2 separate regions of the Homo sapiens genome follow, and region 2 is linked to region 1. Evidence: chromatin loops called from intact Hi-C (ENCODE). Cell type or tissue: heart left ventricle. All regions are shown on one strand.

Evidence for each region. Hi-C counts contacts between places; a loop is a spot of excess contacts. Peaks named below come from ENCODE experiments on the same cell type or tissue, not always from the same donor. Only the 100,000 strongest peaks of a DNase experiment are listed, where the experiment ranks them.
Region 2: it touches region 1 in a loop (2.4-fold over the local background); 11 of 110 quality-filtered maps call a loop at or near these places.

The regions. Positions count from the first base shown.
Region 1 is chr2:182,759,610-182,767,609 of GRCh38, forward strand. DNAJC10 (DnaJ heat shock protein family (Hsp40) member C10) reads left to right here. Exons shown (of 24, transcript NM_018981.4): 22 at 3,073-3,192. Among named protein-coding and RNA genes, the nearest start is that of DNAJC10, 47 kb to the left of the region's middle. In heart left ventricle, CTCF peaks have their summits at 2,461 and 3,883; no DNase peak of the experiment used is centred here; H3K27ac peaks cover 532 bases.
Region 2 is chr2:183,080,012-183,088,011 of GRCh38, forward strand. DUSP19 (dual specificity phosphatase 19) reads left to right here. Exons shown (of 4, transcript NM_080876.4): 2 at 3,497-3,543; 3 at 7,029-7,181. Among named protein-coding and RNA genes, the nearest start is that of DUSP19, 5.3 kb to the left of the region's middle. In heart left ventricle, no CTCF peak of the experiment used is centred here; no DNase peak of the experiment used is centred here; H3K4me3 peaks cover 585 bases; H3K27ac peaks cover 650 bases.

The DNA.
Region 1 (8,000 bases):
TCCAGGCAGTTACTAGATTGTGTCAGTTTTATCCCCTAAATGTCTTTCAAATGTCATTTCTTATTCATCTCTACTGCTAACCTGTTTCTTCAACCCTTTATCATCTCTTGTCTAGACTTAACCATATTTGCCTTTTAAGTGCAGTCTTCCCTTGATATACTCAGGGGATTGGTTCCAGGAACCCCCATTCCATACCAAAATCTGTGCAGCTCAGGCCTCACAGTGGGCCCTCTGTATGCAGGGTTTCACATCCTATGACTATTCTGTTTTCCATCTGCAATTGCTTAAAAAAAAAAATTCCCAGTTCAAGCAGTTCAACACAGTTCAAGCCTTTGTTGTTCAAGAGTCATCTATGGTATTATACTGTCTACCTTTGTCAGTGCTGCCCTGGTGATCTTCTAAAATATTTCCCTCTCTGACTTACTAAGTTTCTTAATATGCATACATTGACTTCAGGTGTCTGATATGAGCTCTATCTCTATTGTCCACCTCACACCTTAGATTCCAGTGTAACAGAGTACTCCAGGTTCTCTGAACATGTGTCCTTATTTACATGCCGCTCCCTCTCTCTAAAATGCTCTGTCCTTACCTTGGTCATCTGTATTTTTTCTCCTCTTACTGCAAAACTCAGCTCCGATGGCACTGCTCTATTCTCTGCCCTTCTCAGTTAATCAGTGTCACCTGGATATGTTATCAAGTGTACTGATACAGTGCATATTAATTCTTTATTTATTATTACTTGAAAGATATTTAATTTGACCAGAAATAAAAGGAGCTGGATACCAATGGAAATAATTAGTTGTAGCAATTTTGGGTTTTGTTCGGTTGGTTGGTTTTATTTTTCGGTATAGCATTGTCCATCTTCCTTTGTAAATGGCTGTCTCTTCCTGAGGGCAAAGTCCATGTTTTATTTATTTTTATATCCTCAGGGCCTAACTCAGTAAATGCTTATATAAAATTAAACTGAATACATACCCTCAATGCAGTCTGAGCTTTTGGTGTTTCTTTCTGTCGTAACAGTCTTATTAGTGACCTAATCCAGATTGATAGCTTTCTTGCCTCCATAACTCGAGGAACTCTTGCCACTAGTGTTGGTATAAAACACTCAACTGGAATGAGAAAGTCAGCTCCAGTTCCACCAGTTCACACTAAAGCTTAGCATCCCAGGCCATGGGAATTTTTTAGCAGAGGGATTTTAAAGGTCTTACTAGCTATAAAAGATTATTTTTGTTATTAGCTGGTGCATCAGATAAGAGGTTTATTCTTTCCATTCTAATCTTCTTATGCTTCCTTCTGTAATAATTCTGCTTTACTCCATTTCTCATGTACTAAAAACTTTAGTTATAAACTTTGTAATGCAACTCTATATTGTATCTAGTAGAAAATTATTAAACATGAAAAAGACCATTTATTCAACAAATTTTAAGTACCAAATGAAAAGCCATTATGCTAAGTAGTAGGGCCACGTAACTCCACATGAAAGAAAAGGAAGATGAAAAGAAAGAAATTCCATGTCTTTAAGGAGATTTTAATCTAGTGGAAAGAGAAAATGGAAATAAATATAAGTAATACAAGATAATTGCTACAGTAAAATTAGAATGAAGCTGGAACAGGGGTAGAAGGGTGTCAGTGATGCCAGAGAAGGATGTTTAGAGCACCAGAAACAGTATGGTGCCATCTCATAAGTAATTGGAAATACAAGTAAGCAAATATACAAACATTTTGTAAATGACATAGACACTTACGAAATTAACATTTCTACATTTTTCTTACTTTCGGTATGCAAGTGTGTGTGTCTGCCTACATGCTTGTGCCCTAACACAAGTTAGTCTGCATTTTAGTAAACCCCTGCCTTGGGGACGAAACTAGAGGCAGCAAAGATATTTTAAGTGTCCTGAAGTGAGAGGTGATAACTTTAATCAGGATTAGGGCATTGGTGATAGAAAGAAGGGGACAAATACAAAAGACAGATAAGAATAAATAGGATTGAATGTGATAGATGAAGGATAGAGAGGAGTCTGGATGAGCCTAATTTCTGGCTTGAACTGAATGAATAGAACGAGGAAAAGTGGGTTCAGGGGACATGCTGTGTTTGGATGCTTATGCGGCATTCACCCAAAGCAGGCCAATGCGTGGTTAGATATGAAATCGAAGAGAATGATTGGGGTACATCAGCATATAGATATGTAAAACCACCTTGGGCACCTGTTCACAGTGAAAAGATTGTTGATCAAAGATGGAACTCTGATTGGATATTATAACTTGAGGGGCAGGTAAAGGAGATCCTCATGCTGGAAAAAGGAAGAACAGTCAGAGGGGTAAGAAAGCCAAGAGAGAGTAGTGATAAATGCTAAAAAAGAAAGAAAGGAGTGGTCAGCAGTAAACATCAGTTGCGCAATAAGAAGACCAAAAAGTGCCCAGTTTGGTCAAGCGGTCACTGGTGAACTTACAGCAGTTTCAGCAGAGGGAGCAGTAAGCACAGAAGACGACTAAAATGTTGCCAAATAAGCAGACAATGGGAAGCAGTGAAACAGTAGACTGCTGCTCAGGAAAAAAAAAAAAGAGAGAGAGCGTGAGAAGCACTATGACAGAGGAACCATAATCCAGGAAGGAATCCTTTCATGATTATATACATCTTCACTGGAGAATATGTGTTCTGACAGGGAGGGACTGGAGAATACAGGTGGAGTAAGTCAGCCTTCACGAGACAAAGAGTGCCCAAAGAGTCCTACCACAGCACACCCCCAGTGAAAGGAGAAAAAGATAGAAACAGAAACATGTTTATGGTATGATGTGCCAGTAGTGGGTGGCAGGAAGAAGTTGAGACATTGCAGGATAAAGCTGCTCAGTTTTCTTGATGAGGCAAAGGAGGGTTTATTTGCTGTTGGAGAGGTGGTGCTAGGTGAATAGGGGCTTAAAGGGATAATGTGGAAATAATCTTGTTTGAGTAGGAAGAATTAAAGTTTTTTAAATAAATTCTTAGATTCAAAATGTTTTATATCCTATTGCTTTGTTGTTGCCAAAATAGTTTATGCCAAACAGAAAATGGCAAACTGTATTTTTCTTTTTCAGATGATTAAAGGAAAAGTGAAAGCTGGAAAAGTAGACTGTCAGGCTTATGCTCAGACATGCCAGAAAGCTGGGATCAGGGCCTATCCAACTGTTAAATTTTATTTCTACGAAAGAGCAAAGGTATGTCCAGACTTTCCTCTGTTCCTTCCCTTAGTAGGCCAAGCTCAAAAGATGTGTTTCAGTCTGAGTAATGTTTTTTTTCTGTTTTCTCATCCTTGTCATTTTTTTATATTATTACATATTACTGATACAAGTTTTTAAAATTTACATGTATACCAAGCGATCTTAAAAGGTTTTTTGTCTTGTGGTTGATACAGACTCAATTGCCTTAACATTTTTATACTAATGAATAGGAAAACTACTAGAAAGAGACAAAAAAAGTATTATTCGTGATAATCTTTGAGTGCTGGAATTCAAGGTAATTTTCTACTTTTCTGTGAAAGGTTATGGTGACTGTTGAGGTCACTAAGAATACTCTATAATACACACTGCTGCTTGGAATAATATTTCCTTAGTATATTTCTATTCAGTATACTTTTTACTGAATAAGTTTCAAAGTAATGAGCTTCCTTTGTGGGGAGGAAAGAACAATGATAAAGTATTTGCCATGTACTCATGTTTTCTGGTAAAACATTAAAAATAGATAATTTCAAATATTTTTATACTTTTTGTCCAGAGCTTATAGCTTGCAGTGAATGCCAAGAATGAGTTCTCAGACAATTCCAGCTGAACGGGGGCAAGATAGCTCTTCTAAGAGAGTCCACCCCAGCATTCATCCGCACAGTATTTATTGAAAGGGCTTGTTAAACCACAAACATCCACTAGATGGCTTGAGGTCCAGTCGTGAGACACCTGTGGCCTTGTAAAAGCACTCAAACTGCATTCTCAGGAGGCTGTTTTTAGCGTTCCTTATCACACCACACACTCCACTCCTGTCCTGTTTTCGGGATCAAGGAATTTCATTCTCATGCACAAATAACATACACACAGTGCCTCAGTATTTTTCCATGCCCCGACCTCAAATGCCACGTACATAAGGTTGAATATATTGCCATGCTCCCCCGATGTCTCCCTCTTCTTTAATTCTTAGCACATGCTGGTCATCCAATGCAAGGTAAACTTCTATTGTTCTTCCTTGGTCATAGATACGTTGGGTGGCAGCACAGAGCCGTCTGCAAATGCCTAGCAAACAGATAAAAAAAAGAATAAGTACAACGGCCATCACCTAAATGCATATGTTTAACCCAGACAACCAAGTGTTGGGGTTTAACCAATGAAAACTTTCTTGTAATTGCTGAAGGGTACTTGTTTGTAGTTGCTGTGACTATTCTTCAAGTTGTTCAATTTACACTCAAGAGTGGAAATTTGAGAAGACAAATAGTCGTGATAAGCCCCTTGCAGATGTGCTTTCACTCTCTCCCAAGCATATTGGGAGCTATTATATGGCAGAGGTGTGACACAGAATTATATTGCCAATCACAATGTAAATTTTGACGGGTAATGAATGCCTGCTGCTGATCCCCTAGCCATTCAAAAGTGGCTTCAAGGGTCTCTAAGTGAGACAAAATAGTTTTATCAATATTTACCTATTCCTGAAATTCATGGGTTACATTATATACCATGTGGCTTATCACTGAGGCTGTGTGAATAGATTCTGTCAGAGAAGCAGTTGCAGTAGCGGCAGTTGCTAATATAATAATAGCTGAGAGTAAAAAGGCAACTGAAGTGGCCAGAAATCTTATTTTTCAAGTATGAGACAATGCTTTTCTAAATAGGTGCAGGGTGGAATCCTCTTCCTAGCTCCAAGTTAAATTTACAGGCAGCCACCATTCTGCATGCCATTTTAAGATCATGACACAGGTTATATTTAATTATGTAACGTTTTGATGAGAGAAGCATGTAGCATACCAACTACTGGAAGAGACTTTAATACTATAAAAGGATTGATTCTGCTCTATGTTAGGAACACCTTGCCGAAACAAAAGTATATAAGGGTGCATAGTACAAATCAAGACTATGTCGGTAACATTATTATGCAGAGAGAGGGTATAGTTGCCACCGCTAGTAATATACTCACCATGGGAAAGAACCCATTCAAAAAAAGGAAGTCCTAATCTCCAAATCTGGGTATGAGCATGGCTTAAAGCTTGTTTCCCTTTTACTTGTAATATTGGTCCTAAAAGCCCATACTCTGACCAGATGATAGAACTATTGGAGGGACTCCTAAATCCAATAGTCTGATCTGCAGACATAAGATTACCATGGGGACCCTAATCAAGTAAGGTGTCATTATCAAACAGAGGCTCTTGATGCAGCGCAGGCTGTTTGCATGGCGACCACTGGATGGCCTCACACTTATATCGCCAGTCCGTACTCAGACAGCATATAGGAAGATCAGGCACTTGTGTAGCTTCATTAGAGACCTCAGTAAGATTAGTGCTAACAGCAGACATAAAGGTCAAGTTTGCAAACTTAGTATCCCTTTGGGGCTGGTAATAAAGATACTCCTGAAGAATGAGAGTAACACACTTATCATGTGCTATTATGGGGAAAAAAAGGGGGATTACTAGACAATAAAATCAAGTAGTAATTAAGTTTAATCCATCCCAAATTTTCAGTTAAGGGGTAAGACAGGGGCATCTATCAACCTCCTGTCCCAAAAGTATCATTGGATGACAAAGGCAGGTCAGCATCCCACCATGTAATAACATTAAAAACGGGGATTTAAAACATGACTCCAATAAACATGTTCTTGAGCTGATCCCACTTGGCAAAGGACAAGAATTGCCAGCCACCCCAACATCCATGTTTGTCTTACTTTCTCAGAAGTTTCCCCAGTTACCACCAGATACTTAAGAAACCGATTCCATGCGGTTGCGAGGGCTTCCACAGCTGCAAGCCAAATAGATGCCTGTTGATTCAATTTCTTTAGCTGTCCCCAGGTAGTGTTAGGTGCCTTCCAAGTCATCACCTTCATTGTTGTGGTCGATTCTCTAACAACAGGTCCTGTTCTCGAAAAGAGAGCCCCATATTCCCCGTTTTTTGTTTAAGATATATATTAAGAGTTTGATAAGCTTGTTTAACAATGGCTTGACTAGTTGAGGTATAAGGAATACTAGTTTTGTGTTGTATGTGCTAAAGTTGCAATGCATATGCAAATCGAGCACTAAGCTAGCAAGGTCTATTATCAGGTTTTATAGTTTGTGGAAGGTTTAAAGTTATAATGGATTCAAATAAATGACCAATTGCATCTTTAGTTTTTTTTCTGGTCTGGGGGTAGCATGTATTAGGCCTGTGTAAGTGTACACGGTAACGTGGAGAAATTTAAAACGTTTAAAGGGTGGATACTGAGTAACATCAGTTTGCCAAATAGCATTAGGCACCAGACCTTGTAGGTTGGCACCAAGCCTTAAGGAAAAAGGGGAAAGAGAATGCTGTTGGCAATCAGGACAAGTTTTAATAATCATGCGAGCTTGAGCAAGTGTCAAATGAAACTGTTGTTTAAGAATCCAGGCGTTCTGATGAAAAAAATCATGATCAGCTGGACTCGCAAAAAAGCAGGAGAATCTGCAGACCACATCTATGGTCATACTAGAGCATCACCTTGAGCATTCTTTTCTGATAAGGGACCAGGTAGCTTAGAATGAGAGCGAATATGTATGATGTAAAGAGGGTGATGATGGGACCGAGGAGCTCTTGTGCTGGAAGAAACAAAGCTAGTAGGGGTTCATTAGTAATGCCCTTCACATGTGCAAGATTTAAATGAGTAATACTATACACCATGTAAGCAGAATCACTAACTATATTTATGTCTTGGTGAGGAAAAGTTGGTTGCATGCTGCCTTCTAGGTTTTATCTCAGATAGCTCTGGCTTTCTTGCTACCCACAGAGGCCTGGGGCAGGAGAGTTGCTAAGATGCAACTAACTTTTCCTTATACTCCAGGGAAGCAGAAAAAAGACACGGCCAGAAAGGCTGATGCTGGAAATAGGAAATGAGAACTTGCATATTAGGAAGACTGTCATAATCAGCCACTTTCCTTCCCTCCTGTAGGCACCCCTCCAGCAGGGAAGTTTGTTGAGGAGACGCAGCCACCTAATCATACAAATGTTCGCTGACCGGGGGTATAATCTAAGAACTGTCACTTGGGCGGCCTCTAATCTACTTAAGGGGGATGGGAGGTGCTGTTGCCTGAACGGGGCCAACAGATGCAGGTCCCTTTAAGGTTGGAGGAAAGAAAGGCAATGGCTTTTCTGTAGGGGGAGGAAAAGGCTCCAGTCTGTCCTTATCCTCACTAGAAAAAATATACTCCTTATGCCCTACAGAAGGGAATCAAGTAGAGAGAGGAGCACCCCCGTGCTGTTCTGGTTCCTGTTTTTCCTCACTAGAAAAAATCTCTTCCTTATTCCCCATAGAAGGGAATGAAGCGTAGAGTGGAATCTCTCCCTTTAAATCTTCCAAATTCCTTTCAGGTGGAGATAATGGGCGATCTGGTGGGTAAAGAGGATACCACGCAGAGCGTACCGGTGCCCAGGTGGCCAAAATAGTAGCGTTAATAAAATGACCTTGCTCATTTCCTCTTTTCAGGCAGTGACCTACCTGCTTCCATAACCCTAAATCTAAGGTTCCGTGATCAGGAAACCAAGGGCATTTCTGCCAAATTAAAAGCATAAGCTTGTGTAGAGCTCCAGGATCTACAGTGCACTGGATAGCCTTAAGTAGCTGTTGCACTGTTTTAAAAAATACTTTCTGTTCTTTGGTCATTTCCTGACCCATGATAACCCAACCCCTGGTATTTTATGCATGGGTCCCATCCTCCTGATGGGAGTCAGGACTGTCCCTTACTGGGATTCCTCGAAAATTGATGAGCTCTCCTCCTTCACACATAACTTCAAGGTGATCACGTCGAGGGCACCACTTGCAGAGCTTA
Region 2 (8,000 bases), 320 kb after region 1:
ATTATCAGCTTTGTTTTACAAATAGAAACCAGGATTTAAAATTGGTGAAGTAATTTACACAAGGTAACACACCTGGTAAATAACAGACGTATGCATCAAGCCCAAGTCTGATGGACTCCTGCTGTCCATTGTTATACTAGGCTGCCTCACATAGACCAAGTTTTCAATCCTGCTCCGCCTCTAATTTACTAGATTAGCTGGTGCAAGCCATTTATCCTTTCTGGTCCTCCAAAAAGCCATTTGTAAAGATGAAGTAACAGTATCTGCTTATGTCATAGGATCCTCCTGAGGTTGTTGTAAAAGGTTTTTGATGCAAATCAATTGCAGTGTACATATAAGTTATTAAATATTATATGAATTGTTACATAGGCTGTCTTTAAATTCACCAAATAAATGTCTCTAACTAGTTTCTACAGTCCCGTGAAAAACTGTACCATATTCTTGTCACATTTACAGTGAAAAAGTGAGTTATTTAGGTAATCTGAAAAGTTCACCTAGGCCCTGCTCACCATATCTAGGAAAGAAAATACGTCCTGGCACATTTTTCAGTTATTTTGGCTTCCACTGTAGTAATCATGGCTTGGAATAATTATGGTAGAATTTTCATATATCATTCACCAATTTAGGGTCTTCATGAACTTTGCTTATTACTATTATTTGTGGACTTACCCAAAGTGAACTGATCAAGGTAGTGTTCTGAGATTGGGGTTGGAAACCTCCCCAGGATAGTGGGAGAGTCCTGGGAGGAACTTCTGAAACTAGCCCTAATAAGGTCTTCTCTGGAATGGGATACTTTCATCAGGAGCAACCTCCTCCCTTCTGAAAGCTCACCTTTTTCTGCCTAATTACAAGTGCCTCATTCCTAAAGGATCCATGGGTGGTTCCACCCGCAGTTCTTCTACATGAATGTTGAAAGAGTTGTTTCTGACCAGACTTAGTTTACGTCTGGGAGACTGGGGTTGTTTGCAGGTTGGTTCTAAGAGCTTCTTTCACCTCCTCAAAGCGACACAGCTTCCTCCCAGCATCGCATGCCAAACAACTTTTGGTTTGGGTGATGAATAAAGAAAATGAAGAGTTGTAAAAATGTAATCTTTTTTAGTTCGTAAACTCTAAAAAGTGACTGCATTTAAAAAATATTACATAGGCCCTCGAACCATTTAAAAATGGAGAAAAGATTTTAGACAGCATTTTTGTCCTAGGCTTTGAACATTATATATAGACAGATAATTATTTATTATTTATTTATTTATTTTGAGATAGGGTCTCAAAATAAATCCAGGGTGGAGTGCAGTGGCACGATCTTGGCTCACTGCAACCTCTGCCTTCCAGGCTCCAGCGATCGTCCCACCTCAGCCTCTGAATAGCTGGGAATACAGGTGCACACCACCATGCCTGGCTAATTTTTTTGTACTTTTTGTAGAGATGCGGTTTTACCATGTTGCCCAAGCTGGTCTTGAACTCCTGGGCTTGAGCAGTCTGCCCGCCTTGGCCTCCCAAATTTCTGGGATTACAGGCATGAGCCACCACGCCTGACTAAACCACCAAATTTCAATTATTTGAACCTATTTTTTCCTCTGGAGTTGGTTAGGGCTTTCTACATTAGAAAACAGAATTTTAAAAAAAATTATGAAGTATTTCAAATTTATAGAAAATTACAGAAACTAATAGACAATTATGTATATACCATTCAGCTTTAACAAATGTTAATATTTTGATAGGCTAACTTTTAAGTATAATAAAGCTGAATGTGAGCTCAGTAGCGAACCTGTAAGCTTGGTATTATCAAGAGGATATTGGCCAAACAGCATACTTGCTGGCCTTTCAGCCACCTAAAATCACATAATAAAAGTTGGCTGAATTCCCAGATGGGTAACTTAAAAAAAAAAAAAGTTTATGAAATAGAACCTAATTCAGGAAAGTAAAATACTTGAAATCTTTAAACTGTGAAACTCACTTTATTTTGACTAGTTATTCTCCATATGAACTTGCTTATTAACTAGAGCCAGTTTCCAAGTGTGGGAGATCTGGGAAGCCGGCTGTGACAGAAAGAGATTGTAGAAGGGCACAGCCCTAGTGATACATGGAGTGTGGGTGGGATCCTGCAGACCAACAGCATTTGCTCTAAGCTACTGGGTGTTCCCAAACCAGCTGGCACAAAGTCATCTTGTGGGTGTGTGGTTTTTGTAATATCCTTTTTTAAGTTACAAAATAAAGAGATGTTTATTGTAAAAAGTCAGAATGAGCATAAAGAAGAAAAAAAAATCACCTGCAACCCCATTGTTAACATTTTGTTCTATGTATACCTCCTTTCCATTTTTTAAGCATATACATATTTTTTGTTGTTATAAAAATGGATGATGGTATTTTGTAACCTGCTTTTATAACCAGATACATTGAGAACATTTTTCTTTTTTTTTTTTTTTTTTTTTTGAGACGGAGTCTCACTCTGTCACCTAGGCTGGAGTGCAGTGGCACGATCTTGGCTCACTGCAACCTCTGCCTCCCAGGTTTAAGCAAGTCTCGTGCCTCAGCCTCCTGAGTAGCTGGGATTACAGGCATGCACCACCATGCCCAGCTAATTTTTGTATTTTTAGTAGAGATGGGGTTGTGCCATGTTGGCCAGGCTTGTCTCAAACTCCTGACCTCAAGTGATCCACCCACCTCAGCCTCCCAAAGTGCTGGGATTACAGACAGGAGCCACCACTCCTGGCCAAGAACATGTTTCCATGCTATACATATTTTACCACATTTCTTCTTTCTCTCTTTCTCTCTCTCTCCCTCTCTTTCCCTTCCCTTTTGTTCGTTCGTTCGTTCGTTCCTTCCTTCCTCCCTCCCTCCCTCCCTCCCTCCCTCTCTCTTCTCTTGTCTTGTCTTGTCTTTTCTTTTCTTATCTTTTCTTTTCTTTTGTTTTCTTTCTTCTGGCTGTGTCACCGAGGCTGGAGTGCAGTGGCATAACCATAGCTTACTGTAACCCCGAATTCCTAGGTTCAAGGGATCCTCCTGCCTTAGCCTTCTGAATACCTGGGAATACAAGCATGCACTACCATGCCTGGCTAATTAAAAAAAATTTTTTTTCTATAGACAGGGTCTCACAATGTTGTTCAGGCTTACATTTCTTATTTCTAATGGTGGTAATGGCTGTATGTATTTCACTACACAATTATACCATTTTTTATTTAATGCAACAGCTATTATTGGGCTTTTAGTGTTCTTTTGTTTTTGTTTTGTTTATATTACAAACAATACTATGGTGAACATCCTTACAGCTAATCTTTGCAACATCTATAACTTTTAGGACAAATTTTTAGAAGTAGGATTTCAGAGTCCAGGAGTTTATGTAGGATGACTGTTATCAAATTGCCCTTCAGAAAGTTGGACTAAGGTCCTTCCAAGTTGTTGGTCTTTTTTTTTTAATAACAGAATTGCTGTAGAAATTTATATAAAAGTTCAAGATGATTATATTTGTGTTCAAGGTGGTATCATTTATTTCTTCTAGGGTCACAAGATGCTGCTCATGATTTGGATACACTGAAAAAGAATAAGGTAAAAAAATGCTTTAAGTCTGGCACCATATACACAGAATATTTTAATTGTTTTATTTAGGAAAAACTGTATTGGTCCATCTTTGGTATATTATGGAGTTTATTTGGTAACATTTTGGCTATCATTTCAATAGAGTTGAAAAATAATTGGCACATAATTCAAATATGTGGATCTGTAATCTGTCTTTCCAGTTTTACATTCTTCTTGATCTCCTTCATGTACCCTCATGAACCTGACCTTGGAGGCATGTCTTTCTTGCCTGTGTTTATGTAGTTCCTCTGTGTGGGATAGACTTTCCCTCATCTCTGCTTGTCCAAGACCTGTCCATACCTTAAGTCCCAACTCACATACCACGTCTTCTGTAATGCCATTTCCAGCCACTCTACTCCATACAACTGATGTGATTTATTACATATTTACTCAAAAGGATTTTTAGCCCTCTACCATTTTTTTGAGTACTGTTTCAGGTCATGGAATTGCTGTAGGTGAAGGAGTGCAAGAGATTCTTGTTCACTTGAAGCGTATGACCTAAGGGGCAGACAGAGAAGAGAGACAAGCAGCTACCGAACAGCGTTTGTGTGCTTTGATGGGGAAGTGCAGGGTGCTGTAGAAGTGCATAGGAGATGATGCTCTTAACCCATGTTTGGTTTGGTTTGTTTTTGGGGGGATAAGTGAGTCAGGGGAGACTTCCTGGAGGAAGTGATATTGAAGTATTTCTCTGAAGAGGCTAGGAAAGGAGTAGACAGCCTGTAATCCCAAGGCTTTGGGAGGCCAAGGCAGGAGGATTGGTTGACCCCAGGAGTTCGAGGTTACAGTGTGCTATGATTTTGCTACTGTACTCCAGACTGGGCGACAAAGCAAGACTCTATCTCAAAAAAAAAAAAGAAAGTAAAGTGTTCATACAGAATAAATGATATGTGTGAAGGCCCAGAAGCAAGAGAAAGGTGGATGCTTTCAGGGACAGAAAAGTTCAGTGACCCTGGAATAGAGAGTGTGAGAAAGAAGGGCACCAAGAGACAAGGCCAGAGAGAGAGGTAAGCATGAGCCAGATCACAAAAGGCCATGTAAGCCAAAGTTAGTTGTGTGGACTTGATCCAAAAGACTATGGAAAGCCACTGAGAAGTTACCCAGAGATGTAACAAGGTCAAATTTGCAGTTCAGAAAGATTTCTCATTAGAAGCAGTGTGGAAAATCGATTGGAGGGTTGCTCAAGTTAGAGATGGGGGAAACTGGTTATAAAGCTATTGCAGTAATCTAAGGAAAAGATGATAATGGCTGAGATTAAGATTTAGTGGAGATAGAATTAGATAGATGTGAGGGGTTTTTTAGAGGGTAGAATTCTTAAAATTTGATTACTTATGAGGCAGGATAGGGAGTGGGGCTAAGGGAGAAGGAGGAGTCAAGGCTGATGTCTAGCTTTCTTTGGTAACTAAGTAAAGTTATCGTTCCATGAGATTGAAAGCAACGTAGAAGGAACAGGCTTTGAAGGAGAAACAGTGTGCTCAGTTCTGAACATGTTAGGTTTTGGGTGATGTGGATCATCTAGGTGGGTGGATATGTAGGGTCTGAAGTTCAGAATAGAGGTGAATATATAGATTTAGGAATCTTCAGCTTTTAAGTAGTTACTGAAACCATTAGAATAGATGAAGCTGCCTGGGGAAAAGTGTAAAGTAAGAGAGAAGAGGGCCTATGACAGAATCTTATCACAGAACTGATAAATTGAGGAATATCACCCTATATGGAATGATCAAACAAAGAAGAGTCCGCAGTGGGAAAGGAGGATCTAAAAGAGGCCCAAAGAAGGTAAAACAAAAAGATGGTGTCATGGAAACTAAAGAGAATAGTGTTTTAAGGAGGAGAGAGTCAGCAATGTCAGATGCTGTAAAAGTTTAAGTACGATTAGGACTAAATTATATCCATGGGACTTGGTGACAGAGAGGTTGTTAGTGCGTTTGGTGGAAACAGTTTCATTTGAATTGGAGGCCAAAGCCATATTGCAAAAGATTGAGAAGTGAGGAAGTGATGGCAAAGGGAAAAAAAAAAAGAGAGAGAGGAGCCATAGGTGAGGAGGGGGAGGGGAGAGCTTTGAGCATGTTTTAAGGCTGATGGTAGAAGAAGGAATTGAAGATACAGAAAAGCAAGAATTATGACTATAGGGAGATGCCAAGAAAGTAGGAAGCACTGTGACTCCAAGCACAGGTTCTGGAATGAGCCTTATCGAAGATGCACGAGCACATCCTTCATTGTAATCAGAAGGCAGAGGGGAAGTACAGATGTGGACAAGGTTGTTAGGTTTTTTTTTTTTTTTTTTTTTTTTTTTTTTTTTTTTGAGGCAGAGTCTCGCTCATTTGCTCAGGCTGGAGTGCAGTGGCATGATCGTGGCTCACTGCAACCTTTACCTCCTGGGTTCAAGTGATTCTCAGCCTTTGGATTATCTTAATGGACTGTCTGCCTGGCTTTCTTCCACATGGTTGGTGGACTCTAGGAAAAGGGGCTCAAATACATAGATGCAAGAGGAGGAGGTTGCTCAAGTGTACCATCTGAAAGAAAATATTTTACAACCACACCTCCCCTTACTTTTCAGCCAGATTGGTTCATCAGAATCTCTGGGTATGAGACCCTGTGTTATTGATAGTTTTTAAGAGTTCATCAGGTGACTCTAATGTGCAGTCATCCTGGAGAACCATTTTATAAAGTAAAGAATATGAAGGAAAATAGGGAAATAATTCTTGAAAGGGAAGTTGTATACCACTGATACACTTCTCCTATTTAAGTTTTTATATGGATATTCACAGATTAATTCAACAAAGATTTTAAGCATTTTCTGCTAAACTCACTGCTCATTCGCTTATAACACTAAGTTAAACATGGTCCCTACCCTCATGGAGTTTCTAGTGCAGTGAAAGAGAAAAACAATCTCTAAATGGCATGAGCTATAATAGGGCAAGTCCAGGGCTATGAAAATATATAGGCCAGGTGTGGTGGCTTATACCTGTAATGCCAGCACTGTGGGAGGCGGAAGTGGGAGCATCACTTGAGGCCAGGAGTTCGAGACCAGCCTGGGCAAAAAAAGTGAGACCCGCCCCCCTCTTCTCTGAAAAAAAAAAAAAAAAAAAAAATTAGCTGGGTGTGGTGGTACACGCCTGTAGTCCCAGCTACTTGGGAGGCTGAGGCAGGAGGATCACCTGAGCCTAGGAGTTCAAGATTGCAGTGGCCTATGATTGCATCATTGCACTCCAGCCTGGGTGACAGAAAGAGACCCTGTCTCTGCATGATGATAATAATAAGTTAAAAGAGAGAGAGAGAGAGAGAAAACATATAGTAGAAGGAGCACTTCTGGTGTGGGATTGAAGCAGTATTATCATTCAAGTGAGTCGCATTTAAATTTTTTACCTTTCTTGTTATAGATATCAACACCCCAGTCTCTTTTTAGGTAACCTAATTCATGGGATTTAAAACAATCATCTTTTTTCTTTCTCTTTAAGGTGACTCATATTCTTAATGTTGCATATGGAGTTGAAAATGCTTTCCTCAGTGACTTTACATATAAGAGCATTTCTATATTGGATCTGCCTGAAACCAACATCCTGTCTTATTTTCCAGAATGTTTTGAATTTATTGAAGAAGCAAAAAGAAAAGTGAGTTTTGTTTTGATCCATAGTTCTGCAGAAGCAGAAATTTGAAAGTGTGGATCCATTACCCAATCTTTATTATTTTTATAATGAATCTCTAAAAAACAATTATGAAATTTCCCTTCTAACAATATTTCATTATTTCCTACAATTATTTGGTTAATTGCTCTTTTTTCAATGAGATGTTTAGTTTCAACATTAATTCAGACTATAAAACAGAGACTGCTCTAGACTTGTTAGTGTATTTATGATGATTAATATGCATTTGATTTTAATGAATGAGATAGTTATTGTGAAACTATGCATTTTTAGCAGTAAAATTTTAAGGCACTCTAAGGACTAAATGTGTATTGCTTTACTTAGATTGTATGAAAATGCTGATCAGAAACTGTCTGTTGGTTTTCTGAAGTTAGAAGACCAATAGCCAATGTCATATAGTACTTCAGGCTTGTTATTGAAGTCAACATTCTGACAGGCAAAGTTTCTAGGTTGGCTGTTATCAACAATTATTCCTTGAAATGTCATCATTTTTAGTCAGCAAATAATTCTTACAGACTTTATGTAAGATACGTAGATGGGAAAGTAGAAGCATTTACAGAGAGAAATAACTCTTCTGGAACACCTAACAATGACAGGATTACAATCAGGTTTAATTGAACTCTGGCCTACCTTCTCTCCCTTTATCTTTTCTCCTTCCCATTTTCTCTTCCTCTCTCCCTTCTTTCCTTTCATTTAGTAATATTTATTGAATGCCTTAGGTGCCCAGCACTGTTCTACGTGCCTTCCTACTAGACTACCCAGAAAATATAAAACTATTCAATTCTA